Linked DNA regions of Mus musculus: region 2 is linked to region 1. Evidence: chromatin contacts called from ENCODE Hi-C or POLR2A ChIA-PET data. All regions are on one chromosome and are shown on one strand. The core of a region is the stretch at or near the end of the contact, and the rest is flanking DNA. Distances in the headings are between cores, read along the strand shown. Region 1 overlaps Lzts1 (leucine zipper, putative tumor suppressor 1). Region 2 holds the start of Slc18a1 (solute carrier family 18 (vesicular monoamine), member 1).

Evidence for each region. Hi-C counts contacts between places; a loop is a spot of excess contacts on that map. ChIA-PET counts read pairs that join two places held with the same protein, here RNA polymerase II (POLR2A).
Region 2: a loop to region 1 is called in a map of gastrocnemius, with 6 times the contacts of the local background. The contact joins the promoter of Slc18a1 here to the enhancer-like site in region 1. A Hi-C loop is called at or near these places in 1 of 37 maps with a recorded cell type or tissue (gastrocnemius). POLR2A ChIA-PET finds 5 or more read pairs at or near these places in 3 of 5 experiments (all embryonic stem cell).

The regions. Positions count from the first base shown.
Region 1 is chr8:69,131,077-69,137,940 of GRCm38, forward strand. Lzts1 (leucine zipper, putative tumor suppressor 1) reads right to left here. Exons shown (of 4, transcript NM_001370971.1): 4 at 1,583-5,083. The coding sequence ends at 4,427. Among named protein-coding and RNA genes, the nearest start is that of Gm39187, 23 kb to the right of the region's middle. Within about 2 kb of position 3,080, at least 1 of the 3 ENCODE cell types and tissues checked has a DNase peak (open chromatin) inside an H3K27ac peak, as active enhancers do.
Region 2 is chr8:69,086,831-69,093,694 of GRCm38, forward strand. It overlaps Slc18a1 (solute carrier family 18 (vesicular monoamine), member 1), which reads right to left and starts at 2,392. Exons shown (of 17, transcript NM_153054.2): 1 at 2,151-2,392. Atp6v1b2 (ATPase, H+ transporting, lysosomal V1 subunit B2) reads left to right here and starts at 1,906. Exons shown (of 14, transcript NM_007509.3): 1 at 1,906-2,098. The coding sequence starts at 1,963.

The sequences.
Region 1 (6,864 bases), core at 1,830-4,329:
TCCCCTAAGAAAGGATTCTTTCATTAGGTTGGTTTTTTTTTTTGTTTTTTTGAGACAGGGTCTCTTTTATATCGGCTTCTGTTTAGAGCAAGCTGACCTTGAACTCCTGCTGAGAGTGCTGGGAGTGGTGGCACTGTGCCTTTGATCCCTGCACTCAGGAAGGAAAGGCAGGCAACACTTGGGCTGGGGAAAAACTTGGAGACAGCATGGCCTTCCAGAATTAACTGAGTAAAGTCATGCTGCTGAAGATGTTCAGGGAGGATCTCGGACTGCTCGGTCTCCCTCCTCACACATGGTGTGCACAGACTTTAAGACAGTCGGATAAAAATACCTGCTGCAACTGTGCAGTCTGCGCAGCCTGGTGGAGGCTGAGGCTGGGTTGCTTGCTGTCAGAAGTGTTCTCTCTCCCCCTCCCCTGTTTGGATCAGAATGGGATGAGGAGGTGGTGTGGAGAGACAAACTGCCCCCCACTTTGCTGTCTCTCTGCAGTGAGGCAACCCTGGCAGAGTTCTGCTTTTGTATATGAAAATAAATAAATCTTTTTTTTTAAAAAAAAAAACCTTTTAAGTGTTACGGTTCTTGGGGTCAGGGTGCTGGCAGGGCCTCTAAAGAAATAAATCCCTGATGCATATCATGAGGGTCATTTGCCTGGTCCTGGGTGGTTCTGGCTGTGATGCTGGTGTACGTTCTTGCACAGCAGAATAAGAGGTTTCTGACGTGGCAACCCAGGGCTCCCAAGAATGTTAAAGTGGAAGCTGCCAAGACTTTTGAGCTTATGCTAAAGTTGGCAGCTCGGCTGTCCTGCCTAATTCCTCTGGACCTGCCCCCAGTGAAAAGGAGGAGCCAGTCATCCAGTGTCACGTTCCTGTAAGGCTCTTAAGAATAGCACAGTCCTAGCTGGGGCTAGGAAGAGCTCTTGCAGCCTTCACTGACCTTCTCTTCCCCAGAGGCATTGTTTTATACCTATAGGCCTTTAAATCTCTCTATGTATCCCTCTCTCTTCTGTTACCATAGTGGCTATCTTTCGGGTTTAGGATTTGAATTCAAAACTGGGAATGCCCATCAAGGTGAACTGGAGAGAGAGAGTGTGTGTATGTGTGGTGGTGGTGGTGGTGGTGGTGGAAGGGAGTAGTTAGTACCAGGCAGGCAGGACAGATGGTGGCTGTACTAACAGCACTCTCACCTAGGGGCCTGGAGGAGTGACAATAGTTACTCTACTTCCTTGCCAAAAAGCCATATGCACTGGGCCAAAGGCTGGCCAGGAGGCTAGCAGCTGGTGGAGGGAGGAGGGGAGAGGCTGGGGTTAGGAAGGGGCAGGCTTTTGAAGTCACTGCCCCCTGGTCTCCTCCCTCCTCCCCTCTGGGTCAGCCCAGAGGCTGACCATGTCACAAGTAAGATCACCAGACTGGTGAAGGTTCCCCAGGTCACAGGGCTGCCTTCCTCAAGGGGTCTAAGTGAGGAGCACCCCAGCTGGCACAAAGGGACAAAGGGACACTGGCTTTGTGGTTCCAAAAGGAGAGACCACCAGGAGTTGCCTGCATATCATAGTAGAGGAGCAGAGATTAGCTTGAAGAGACAAAAGTGACCGTGAAGACATGAGAAATGGCATTCTTTATTCATAAATAAAAACATAAAATTAGCAGAAATAGTTTACAGAGCCGACAAAGAACTTCAAAAATAAAACAAAATGAAGCCATCAAGAGCAAAGCAAACCAGAAACAAGGAAGAGAAAAAGAACTGTGTACGTAGTCTTCCAAACGCCAGTCCATCCGAAGCAGCCTGCTGAGGGCTCCAGTGCTCAAAAGGGAAAGAAAGCAGTCTCCACTGAGGGGCACTGTGGCCTTAGGTGGCATCTGAGGAGATCTCAGGTCCTAGGGAAATCTCTGGTCCAGCCTGGCTTTCCCGTGGACATCTCTCTTACCTGAGACACAGCCCAAGCTGGAGCCAGGGACGAGCAGATCAGCAAGTGTCACTCAGAGAAGTGATGCCAAGACCCCTGAAATGTCATCATGCTAAAGCTCAAGTGTACCTAGAGAGGACAAAATCAAGCAGGGAGGTGCCCTGTGGGAGTCTGGACACTACAAGGCCCTTTCTTCCTTCAGAGAGCAGCAACACTCTGGAACCAGACACCTCTGGGATGCAGTATGGGTCCGAGAGACAAAGCAAGACAGGCTACTCGTCTGCCCTGAACCCGCACACCTGAGTCACTGTTCCATCTAGCCATCCATCATGGGCATGGACCACAAACTGTGAGGATGCTTTAGGACAGAAAAGGAAAGAAAGCACACAGGAAGGCAGGCAAGGATGTTAGGTTATAGCACAGTTGCATCCTGGAGCTACCTTGGGATCTCAGACTGATAGCAGACTTGGGAAGGTATCTGCCGTCTTAAAGGTTAAACAATTCCCAGGCAGAGGTCTCAAAGATGATCAGGGCAGGGCTACTGGGCAGTGATGTGAGCAGAACCCCCGGTGAGTAGAAGGCACCCTGTGCAGATACAGAGCACAGGCCTGCTTCTTCCTGGGCAAGGACTCCATGGCACAGAAGTGGACTTCTGGCTGTTCTTTCAGGGGAAGGAGTCCTTCAATCTAGGGAGAAGCAGCTAACCCCCACCTTTCTTTCCTTCTGTTGGACAGTCTCAATAGGAAGGACTCAAACAAGGCACAGACTGGTACACAACAAAGAACTGAGGCCTGGGCTTTTAAACTGGGCTGTGACCTGTGCCCAGTGAAGGGTATGGCCCTGCATGTTGGGGGAGTCATCTTTGGCCTGCAGATTCCAGGTTTAAATGAGCATGTGACTATGAGCAATGGTAGACCAGAGATTGTGTGCCATTGAAAGTCAGTAGCAGGAGAGGGCCACCCTAACCCCAGGAACAGAAAGCAGGACCACCTATGGAGGAGGCACCTAGCCTGCAGACACTAGGAAGGGAAAAAAGCCCATGGGAAGACAAGGTCACTAGGGCTGGGATCCACCCAGGGACTCTTAAGGACCAGCATTAGGGAGGTAGAACACTGATTGGTTCCTGGACTACCAAGCATGTAGACCCTCCCTTACATCTCTTATATCCTGGGCCCCACCCACCAGGCAAGCACATGGCTTAGGAATCCAGCAAGGGCTGGGTGCCCTACCAACAACAGCTGTGGTAAGGGCCAAAAATAGAATATGGAGCAGCTTGGCTGCCTGCTTGATCTGGCTTGCTTTGGAAAACACAGAATGGAAGGGGGAAGGTGAGAGAAGATAATTCCTTCAACTAAGCAACTGCACTTCCCTCTGCCCCTAGATCTGGATATCTTCAAAAGACAAGGCCAGGCGCCCACAGGCTCACATGCTGCTTTCTAGACTAAATTCTTACAACATGGGGTGCCGCCACATGGAGGGAGGAGAGTGGGTGGCTTGGGATATTTATAAGGCTCTTTGTATGCACCGCATATCTCTCCTACCTGGACTGCAGCCTATTGGCACACTAGTGACCCTTCCCAATCTATGGACTCTGAAGATTCTATAAGGGGAAGAGCTACTGCTGACTTGGGCCACAGACAAGGGAGGCTAATGCCCAGATCCCATATACACTATCTAAGTGGATGGGCTATTCTGGATCCAAGCAAGAACCTGGTGTTCAGAAAAAAAAAAAAAAAAAAAAAAAAAAACCACTCCACATTGGCTACTGAGGAGGATATCCTGGCACAGCTGGGAATCTATGTCTTATGTCATTTCCCTGTACCCCACCCAGGACCCCAATGCCTATGGCTTTAAAAACAGTGGTCACTGAGGTCAAAGGGGCTACGCAGCTCATTTTAGACTCGATTCCCTATCTGCTTTGGTTCTCTCCCTTCACCTCCCACCCAGACCTCTTGAGACCTATGACGGTTCTGTAGTGCCGGACTGTCCATCTACCCCTTGCTCCCATGACTTGCTGGCTCAACTATGTGGCGACACAACTCCTCCACCTCCACAGACAGAAGAACAGGCTGTAGTGAAGGCAGGGTCCAAGGCTTCTGGTTACACATGGCTTCTTTCTATTCCCAAAGGCACCCCAATATGACCAGGGGATCGTAGGGGCTCAGGGGTGACAGGGAAAATGTTTCTGTCCTTAGGTGGCCAGTTGGCCTGTATGGCAGTTGCTCCCTTTCCTGATGGAGTGTTTTTCTCACTACTTTGAATGAGACCAAAGTTGAGAGAAACCTCAACCAGCTCCCTGAGCACATCTCTAGGAGAGCTTGGGGTTAGCAGATCAAGGTGTTATAAGCAGCAGGGTTAGTTAGGCTGAAAAAGGCAGGAGGGGAGAAAGGCTATGTGGTGACCCCTAATCACCATCTGGCCCCAGAGGTGGCTTCTCTCAGAGGGGCTCAAAATGTCTCTTTGAACAGGCTCAGCCCTCCCTGCTTTCTGGGTCCAGTCCCCAGCCCTCCACCCCTAGGCAGCCCCTCAGATCTCAGTGGCTATGATGTCCTCGTAGGGGATGTCAGCTCCCTCCAGGTCAATTTCAAAGGGTTCCCCTGGACCATCCCCACGGGCCAGCTGCTGCAGGGCCTTCTCTAGACGCTGGTTGCGCTGGTACATGGCCAAGTAGCTCTGCTGCAGCTGCCTTTGGTACTGGATCACTTTCTCCTTCTCTTCTTTCCACACCAACCGCTCATGCTGGAATCCCGAGGACATCTGGTCATGGCCTTGCCTCTCCTCCTTCAGCTCGGCCCGCAGCCGATCCAGCTCCCGCTGCAGAGCAGGGATGTCCTCTGAGAAAGTGAGCCCAACCCCTGGAGGCCCCAGGGGTGCCGGATGCAGAGCAGCCTGGGCCCGTAGCTCCATCAACTCCTGTTCTAGAAGGTTCACCTTCTCTCTCAGCAGTTCTGCCTCATTCTTCTTGCGCTGCAGTTCGTTCTCACAGACCTCCAGCTCCAGCCCTTTGGTGCGCAGGGCACTCTCCAAGTCCTGTGTCTTCAGCTCCATTCCATCCAGCTTGCCCCGGGTATCCTTCAGCTGTGCCTTCAGACTGAGGATCTCGCTGGCCTTAGTGTTCACCTCTAATTGGGACTCTTTGAGCTGTTGCTTCAAAAGAGAGATCTCACCTGACTTCTGGCACACCTGTCAAGGGTGGGGTGAGGAAGGGTGAGAATCAATGCCAGAAGTGATTGGCACTATCCGAACCAAGATGACATCACTATTTCCTAAAGAGTTCAGGCTGCTCCTGACAAGACACCACAAACAGTTCTTTTGCAAGTAGACAACCTGTTTTTCTTGCATGCGTTTCCAAGTGCCTCCCTCACGTCCGGTTCAGGCTCCGCATGCCAAACCCAAGGTTCTAGGCAACTCAGTAATCACCTGCTTACTCTATCCACTGCTTCCAGCTCTACCACCTACCTACCTTTAACACCAGGGATACTGGCCTCAGGGAGCAAACACCCAAACCTTACCTAACCCTGCATTCATCTCTCAGGTAGGACCATTTCACCTTGTCCTATTATGCCCCAAAAGCTAGCCATACAACCTGGCCCACAGGCCATGTCCAGTATCCATCTGCCAAACAATGAACTGTGGTCTTCCTCCCTTCCTGGCTTCTCCACCACTTCAACATCCATTGATCCTCAAAGTTGGACTGGAGTTGGGTCAGATCATTGTGTCTCTGGGGCTTTGGCACTTTGAGGCCATAAGCATTATTTGGGGTCATGCTATGGTTTGGAGTGGTAGTACACACCAGCCTATACATATTAAGCCTGTCTCAGATACCTCTTCCCAGTTCTGACTAAAAAAGAGCTGAAATGGCTCACAGGGCAAAAACATGTTTGTCTCCATGCCTGATGAGTTCCATCCCTGAGACCCACATGGTGGAAAGAAAGAACCATCTTTGAAAAGTTGGCATTTGACCTCCACATTTGGGCTGTAGTATGTACATGTCCCTTCCCCCAATAAATAGTAAAAATGTGAACTTCTGGCCCATATTCTTATAGTTGAATCTTAGCATCTATATTTTATATGTATAAGATGCTGGCCAAATCACTTAGCCAGCTATCATAGCTAATTGGTGTGTCAGTTTCCTTAATTACAAACTGAAAAACTGTAACATTCTTACATCACAATATGATTATAAGGATTAGATGGAAGAACATAGCATTTTCTAAAGTCTCTGTAAATTAAATGGATTTATAACAATATTTCTGTCATTAGTTATTACCCTTTCATCATCATCGTCATCGTTGCTGTTTTGCTAAGTATACTGACAAGCCGAGGTGGGACTGAGATCATGGCAATATCCACTTAGTTCCAGACTGGACCATAAGGATGAATGACAAAGGTCAACTCCCAGTACTTATCTCTGAGATGCAAAAAAATGTTCCTTTCTCCACCTTTCTTGTGACTACTTGTCACTTCACAGGGTGGGAGGACAGGAAGCTCTTAGCAGTCAGGGCAGTGGTGCTGATAGTGAGCCACTCCATCCAGACCTGATGCTAATCCATATGAATAGAACATCTTCATCTTTCCTTACAGAGAAGTCTCTGGAGTGAACAACAGCACGGATGTACACATACTATCCCTGCCTGCCTGGGCCTGCTGGGAGTGTGTGTGTGGGTGTACTACTCAGGGATGCTCTCCTACTAGCAGGAAACATGTGGGGACCCTGACTGCTCTCCAGCTAGGCCAGACTCACATGAGTCATTCCAAAGTGACTAGAGGGCTGGTGGAGTGTTTCTCTAGCAAATAAACGTGAGGCCCTGGGTTTAACTCCTAGTATGATACAAAAACAGAACAGCAAAACCTGTCCCAAGAATGTGACCAGGTGTTTGTCCTTTTTCTCCCTCCCCTGTGTTCAAATCTCAGCTGACCAAGCAGACTTTGCACTTACGCCAAGAAAAGAAGGGCAACCCCAT
Region 2 (6,864 bases), core at 1,142-3,641, 45 kb before region 1:
TCTTTCAAAGGTTCCCAGCAACCACATGGTGGATGGTGGCTCACATCCATCTGTAATGGGATCTGATGCCCTCTTCTGATATGTCTGAAGACAGTGACCGTATGCTCATATAATTAAAATAAATAAATAAATCTTTAGAGGATTCACTTTTTAAAAAAGAACTATATAGAACTCTCTGTTTACATTCAATTACCTCTTTTAATACTTCCAGCAATTTTATCGAGGATTGAAGGATTGTTACATAGGGACCTGAGATGCACTCAAAGTAGACTTAGGTAACCTGGCTACATTTACTTCATTTGTAACATCAGCTGACTGACTTTTAGTTGAAATGCTTGGGAGCAGGAATGCTTTAGATCTCAAATTTCTTATTTTGCCTTTTTTTAAAAAGATTTTTAAAAGATTTATTTATTTTATGTATATGAGTACACTGTAGCTGTCTTCAGACACACCAGAAGAGTGCATCTGACCCCATTAGACTGGCTTTCAGTAAGGTTTATAACTTATCATCAGTGAGCCACCATGTGGTTGCTGGGAACTGAACTCAGGACCTCTGGAAGAGCAGTCAGTGCTCTTAACCACTGAGCCATTTCTCCAGCCTCTCAAATTTCTTTTTTTTTTAATTGTGAAATATTTACATAATATGTCTTGTATATAGGCTGTAAGTCTATAGATAAAACTCATTTATATTCCATACATACCTCACATATATAGCCCAAAGGGAATTTTATAACAACATAGTAATTGGGCTGGAGAGGTGGCTCAGCGGTTAAGAGCACTGGCTGATCTTCCTGAGTTCAAATCCCAGAACCCACATGTGGCTCACAACCATCATGATGGGATCCGAAGTCCTCTTCTGGTGTGTCTAAAGACAGTAACAGTGTGCTCACATACATACAAATAAATAAATCTTTAAAAACAAAACAACAACATAGTAATTTTGTGAATGAGGCAAAGATCCATGCTTCCCAAACTGATAAGTTATAAACCTTACCGAAGGCCAGTCTAGACATCCTCTTGTGTATTTATCAACAAATCTATGGGGAACTAACACAAAGAAGTTTTTCAGTATGTTGCTCCGTCATAGCAAAGTTCTTGTTTTCCTCTTCTGTTCTTATATTGTAAAGAGAACAACAATCAATTTACTGTGTTGTTCGTTTCTCACAGGCTGGTTTTTCTTTTTGTTTTTTTTGTTTTGAAACATAGTTTCACTATGTAGCTCTGGCTGCCCTGGAACTCAGACCTTCCTGCCTCTGCCTCCTGAGTGCTGCGTTTAAAGGCTTGCGCCATCACACCAAGCCAACCGCTAGCTAATTTTATCACAGCCAAAGAAAAGAAACTAGAACCCTTTGTGCGTTCTAACCTCTTAACTGGTTTTCCAATCTGTTCCTAAGGTGGTCTTCCACACCATATACTCTTCGGATATGCAAGAAAGCCAAGTCTGTTCGAAAAGATCCACGAAAAAAAAAGAACTTGGTAGTAGGATAAACTGAAATAAATTTCGACACAAAGTTACCAATCATGGGACTAGGTTTTCTATCTTCTGCTTTCCAAGGTGTTTTCCACAGCTTGATTATGAACCTCAGTTGTCTGTATTTTCTTATGCACGTTTTCCTATCTCTTCCTTCCCTACATTCCAATGAATCTTTCTTTTTCTCGTGAATCCTCTCTCTTGTGTCAATTTTGCCCTCTGGCCCCTTTCGCTTCTCTTTTCCCGCTCCCAGCCTCAGATCCGCGCTCCCAGCACTCTGGTCAGCTCCCTATGCGCCTAGCATGCGCGCGCACCCTGCACCGCCCCCGCAGAGCTCCAGTCACGAGTCTGGGGGCGGGGCGCCGCCGAGAGGGCGGGGCCTCTGCCGCAGCTTCGAAGCGCGCATGGGTGGGGCCGGCCGCACGGGCCTCCCTGCTATATGTGCGCCTGCGCCGCGCTGCTGCGGGGCCAGTCGGGACGGAGGAGACAAGATGGCGTTGCGAGCGATGCGGGGAATCGTGAACGGGGCCGCACCCGAACTGCCCGTGCCCACCGGTGGGCCGATGGCCGGAGCTCGGGAGCAGGCGCTGGCGGTGAGCCGGAACTACCTATCCCAGCCTCGTCTCAGTGAGTACGGGAAAGTGAGCGTGTCCACCAAGCCCTTGGCTTGTGCTCTCACCTGTTCAGCCAGCGGGGAGGGAATGGGATTCATTTCCCCCATCGCTCAGTTCACAAGCACCTCTCCAGCTTTGCGTGAGCTTTTCCGTGACTTCGGTGGGCCGAGCGTGAGAGCACCGACTGGAACCTTCCCATGGGCTAAGTGGGCTCCTGATGATTGCCCTACCCGCTCCGAGTTCTCTGGGTATTGTCAGACACTGGTCTGTCTCTGAGGGCCACTTCTTGTCACTGTCTTCATCTGCTCCTGGCCTCATTTAAATGTCTTCGGGTCGAGGGAACGCCTACTCCGTCCCCCTTTGCCCCGTGGACCTCTGGGCAGGTGGACCGTGCAGAAGGTGTAATGTCATCGCTGATGTGGGCAGGCCCCGCGGCTAGAGGGAGATGTGGCTTATTCTGTAGGGAACCGCTTCACTGGAGGACACCTAGATACCGGAGAACCTTAGAGCTGAAAAATACCCTAGTCGTGCAGTCCCACCCTCTCGTTTTACAGGCGAGACGCCTAAGGTTCTGGAAAGGAGAAGCCATGCCTGGCTTCAGACATCTAATTATTGGGAAAAGAGGAACCAAAAATCGAGTTTCTTAATCCTTTGCTTGGTCTTCTGTTGTTTATTCGTTTACTGACCAGCTAACCAAACGCAGTTAAATGGAAGGTTGCTTTCCACTGTTATGTTCATAGGCTTAAGTGTAGTGATCATAAAAGACCTCAATAAGCCATGTTTAGACAAGCCAGTCATTCCCAAATGGCTCTTGTTGGCTGAAGCTTTCGGTTGTATAGAATCAAACCTCTTCACGGCTCCCTTAAAGCCAGGCAGAGAGCTTTGAAAGAAGACTTTTTTTTTTCCTCTTTTTTAAGTATCTGTTGTTTTCCTGAAAATAAGGTTCCATTTGCACAGGTTAATTGGCAGCTTGGCTCTGTGGGTGGCTCATTGGTTAAAAGCGTTTCAGCTGAAGGGTTTTAGCTAGGCGCCCTCCAGCCTGACTAATCCTGTCCTGAGCTGTCAGTGGGTCATGTGATAACACTGCAGCGAGGGGAAGGGAAAAAAAAAACACACACACACACACATTGGAGAGTGGATTGCTGAGGTGTGCCTTTTAAGCATTTTTTTAGAATAATTGTTAAAATTAGAGAATGCCTGTTAGGGGTTCATGTGAGCCCAAGGAAACGTCGGGAAAACTGACAGATTTATACCTGAGAATTACAGAATCTCTAGAATTGCATTTGATATGTATGCTTTGCTCTGAGCAGAGCACATAGACACTGGTGTGGCTTCTAAGGGAAAAATGTTACAAGGTTATAGTAGTCTCTTTCCATATAACAAGTCATTCAGAGCCAATTCAGGGAGTGTCGACTACTCCATGGCGAAGGTCTTAAGCCCTTCAGGGATGAGTAGTGTTTCTCCACCATATCCATGTGCTTGGCCAATATTTGAAGAGTTTGTTCATAGGAGGATTCTGCTGACTAAGCTGTCTCTAAAAGTTGCATCTTTGTATCCCCAAGTTCACAGTGTCTGACTTAGGAAGTGCTCTGTAAATCCTATAACTTGGAATTCAATTTGTCCTAATAGTTAAGCGTGTATTTTTTTTTTAATATGGATAGGGTTTTTAAAAGGGAGTTGGTATACTGCATTTAAATATCATCTTTTACTATTTTTGCCACATTTTTAGTCAAATTTAAATATTAACTCAATTTTTTATTATTAAAGTTTGATGATACTATCAAAATAATTATAATTAATTGATACACACTCTTTGGAGTAATTTTGGCAGTTGCCCTGTGAAAATCAGATCCTGTTTTAAAACAACTTCAGGATTATTAAAAATTCTAGATATTATATGTACATAATATAAGAAATTACTCAGGCTGTTAAAAAGAAACGGAAAGTAAAATATTCAGGCTGGAAATTAGTAACTAATCTGGAGCACATCATTTGACTTTCTGACATCACAAGGTAAAAAAAAAACTTTGCCCTTTTAAACGTTAAGGAAGATCAACAATATCTTCAAAGCTATTAGAGCAAAATACTATGAGCTTGGTTGGGTTCACTTTTCTTGACCCAGCCAAGCTAACCTTAAGTTTCTTATGTCACAAAGCAGATCCCTAGCAAAAACCACAAGTGACTTTCCTTGCTTTACTTCTAGAGCATGTTCAGGTTAGTTCTCTGGTCTTGCACAATTGAAGGAATGGCTTTCTTAGCATTTGTTTTGCTATGAAGGTGGTGCCTAAAGAGCTAGGGTTTATTGTGCAATGGTTTTTGCTTTAACAATGTCGCAATCCTTAATGGTGTTAGTGTTGAACAACCTCTTTCCCTGCAGAAGGAAGAACTAATCATCTGATAGATTATGTGTGCTCACAGACTCCATCCCCCCCTACATATACATATACATACACATACACATATATGTGTATGTGTATGTATTTGTATATGTACATATATCTATGTGCGTGTATGTGTGTGTGTGTATATATATATATATACACATACATCTATATGAATGAATATGATTTGAGACAGGTTTCTCTGTGTAGCTCTGGCTGTCTTGCAGCTCACTCTGTAGACCATGCTGGCCTCAATCTGCCTGCCTGTGCCTTCCAAGCGCTGGGTACAAAGGTGTGCACCACCACTGCCTAGTGCTCTTTAAAATCTCCGTAATTCCTGGGGTTTTGTTTTTGGGTGTTTTTGTTTTTTTTTTTTATTATTGAGCAAGTTGTTTTTTGTTTTGTTTTGTGTATTTGAGAACGGCTATATAGCCCTGGCAGGCCTGGAACTCACAGAGCCCTGCCTGCCTCTGCCTCTGCCTCCAGAGTGCTGGGTTTAAAGTCATTACTCTCATGCCCAGCTTGTTTGTTTTACTCAGTATCCCTGGCAGGATTGGAACTTGCTATGCAGTATTGTAGCTATCCTGTTTTTCAGCTTCTAAGTAAATCATGGTTTCTAAGTGCTACTCCATAAATTGTTTGTGTAATGTAAGCAAGTGTCTGCCGTTGCCATAAGGGTAATAATTTGTCAGTGGCTTTGCTGTTTGATGGATGTTTTTGGATGCCATACTCTGAACTGGTATCTCTTTCTAACTACCTGTGGTTATCTTAAGGAAGGATAAACAGATAGAGTTGAGAGTTAAAAGGTGGTGTGTGATGTTTTCCCTGCTAGGTTTTCATTTTGAGAACTTTCATTGACATGGAAAGGGCTGACCTTCTTATTCACAGTCTTTTGCATTAATTTCTAGTACAAATGCTAGGAACTGTGTGATCTAGGTATTTTAAGTTACACTGTTACCAGTTAGAAGTGTTTCAGGACCATATAGTAGCAACTATGTAATTAAAGGAAAGAGCACAAAACTTTAGTGAGACAAACAGAAGGTCCTCCATTAGTAACATTTCTCACACCTTTGGTGTGTGAAAGTTAGTAGTAAGAAGATCCTCACAGTATTTTGGAAACATAAAATCAAATAATCTGAAAATGCGCAGGAAAAATGTGCCTCATTCTCCTAAAAGGGTTGGTAGTATTTTCACTTAGTTCAGATATGAGATCCATTAGCTTGGTCCCAGTGTGTCTGTTTAAATTAAACTGATGATCTCTCATCTGTACCATACTAGGTCCCCTGTGTTCTTCAGATTGCCAGTGAGGGAAAACTGCATCCTCTCTGCCAGATAGTCCCTGCTGATTGATCAGTAACTGCAGTGGGTCAGCAGCCGCCCAGACTGAGTTTGGGCTACTATTTTTTAACAGCTGTAAGTGCTGGGAAAGGTTTACCTTGCGTCAGTGACAGAATATAGACACCAGGGAAACTGCCTGCTCCACAGCACTGTAAAACATCCCGCACTTTTCATGGCTGAGAGTGTAGGGAGTGTTGCTACATAATTCTTTTTTTGAGACTACAGATCACAGATCAGCTGGCCTTGAACTACAGGCTAAGTGCTAAGATTACAGGAATGTGCTGCCATGCCTAGCCTCAGTGTGTAGTTCCTAGAAATAAAGGGTGCTGATCTACAAAAGCTTTCAATCATGTTGCTATTTCAGTTTAAGTTTCACCCAAGTGGCTGGAGACAGGCTTCAGGTACAGCCTTGCTGCTGTAGTGGATAGCAACTCCACTGTTTCCAGGGAAAACTCTGACTAATGCTTCGTTTTCTTGGTCATGGGTTTTTCTCGTGACTGGCAAAACTTCATAGTGTATAATGAGTTTGAACTCTAACCATGAGACTCTGAGCCATAGTTGTCAATACTAGAAATTCAGAGAAAATACAGTCTCTTTAAAAGCAGAGAATTTTAAGAATTTGGAAGGATTTTAATGAAGTGTTTTGAGAGAAAATTTCTTATCCATTTAAGTGGTCCCCTCCCCTGTGCCATAAGGCTTAGGGGGGGATTTGGAAAAGTCCCTCTCTCCCTCCCTCCCTTCCTTCCTACCTCCCTTCCTTCCTTCCTTCCTCCCTTCCTTCCTCCTTTCCTCCCTTCCTCCCTCTCTCTCTCTCTCTCTTTCTTTCTTTAAGAGTCAGTTTCAAGATGTAGTTCACTTTACGTTTTCACACAGCAGTTCTAGAAAGTCATTGAAAAACAGTATTTGGAGTTTTTAAAATGAAAACAAGGAAGAAATTCTTAAAATGTTGAAATTACATGTTTTTAAAAATAGTATTAGGTTATCTTAATTAAGGCTGTAAGAGTGCTAAAATTAGCCCAAAATGTGGCAAATCTTAACATCCGTATCTACGCTATTAAAA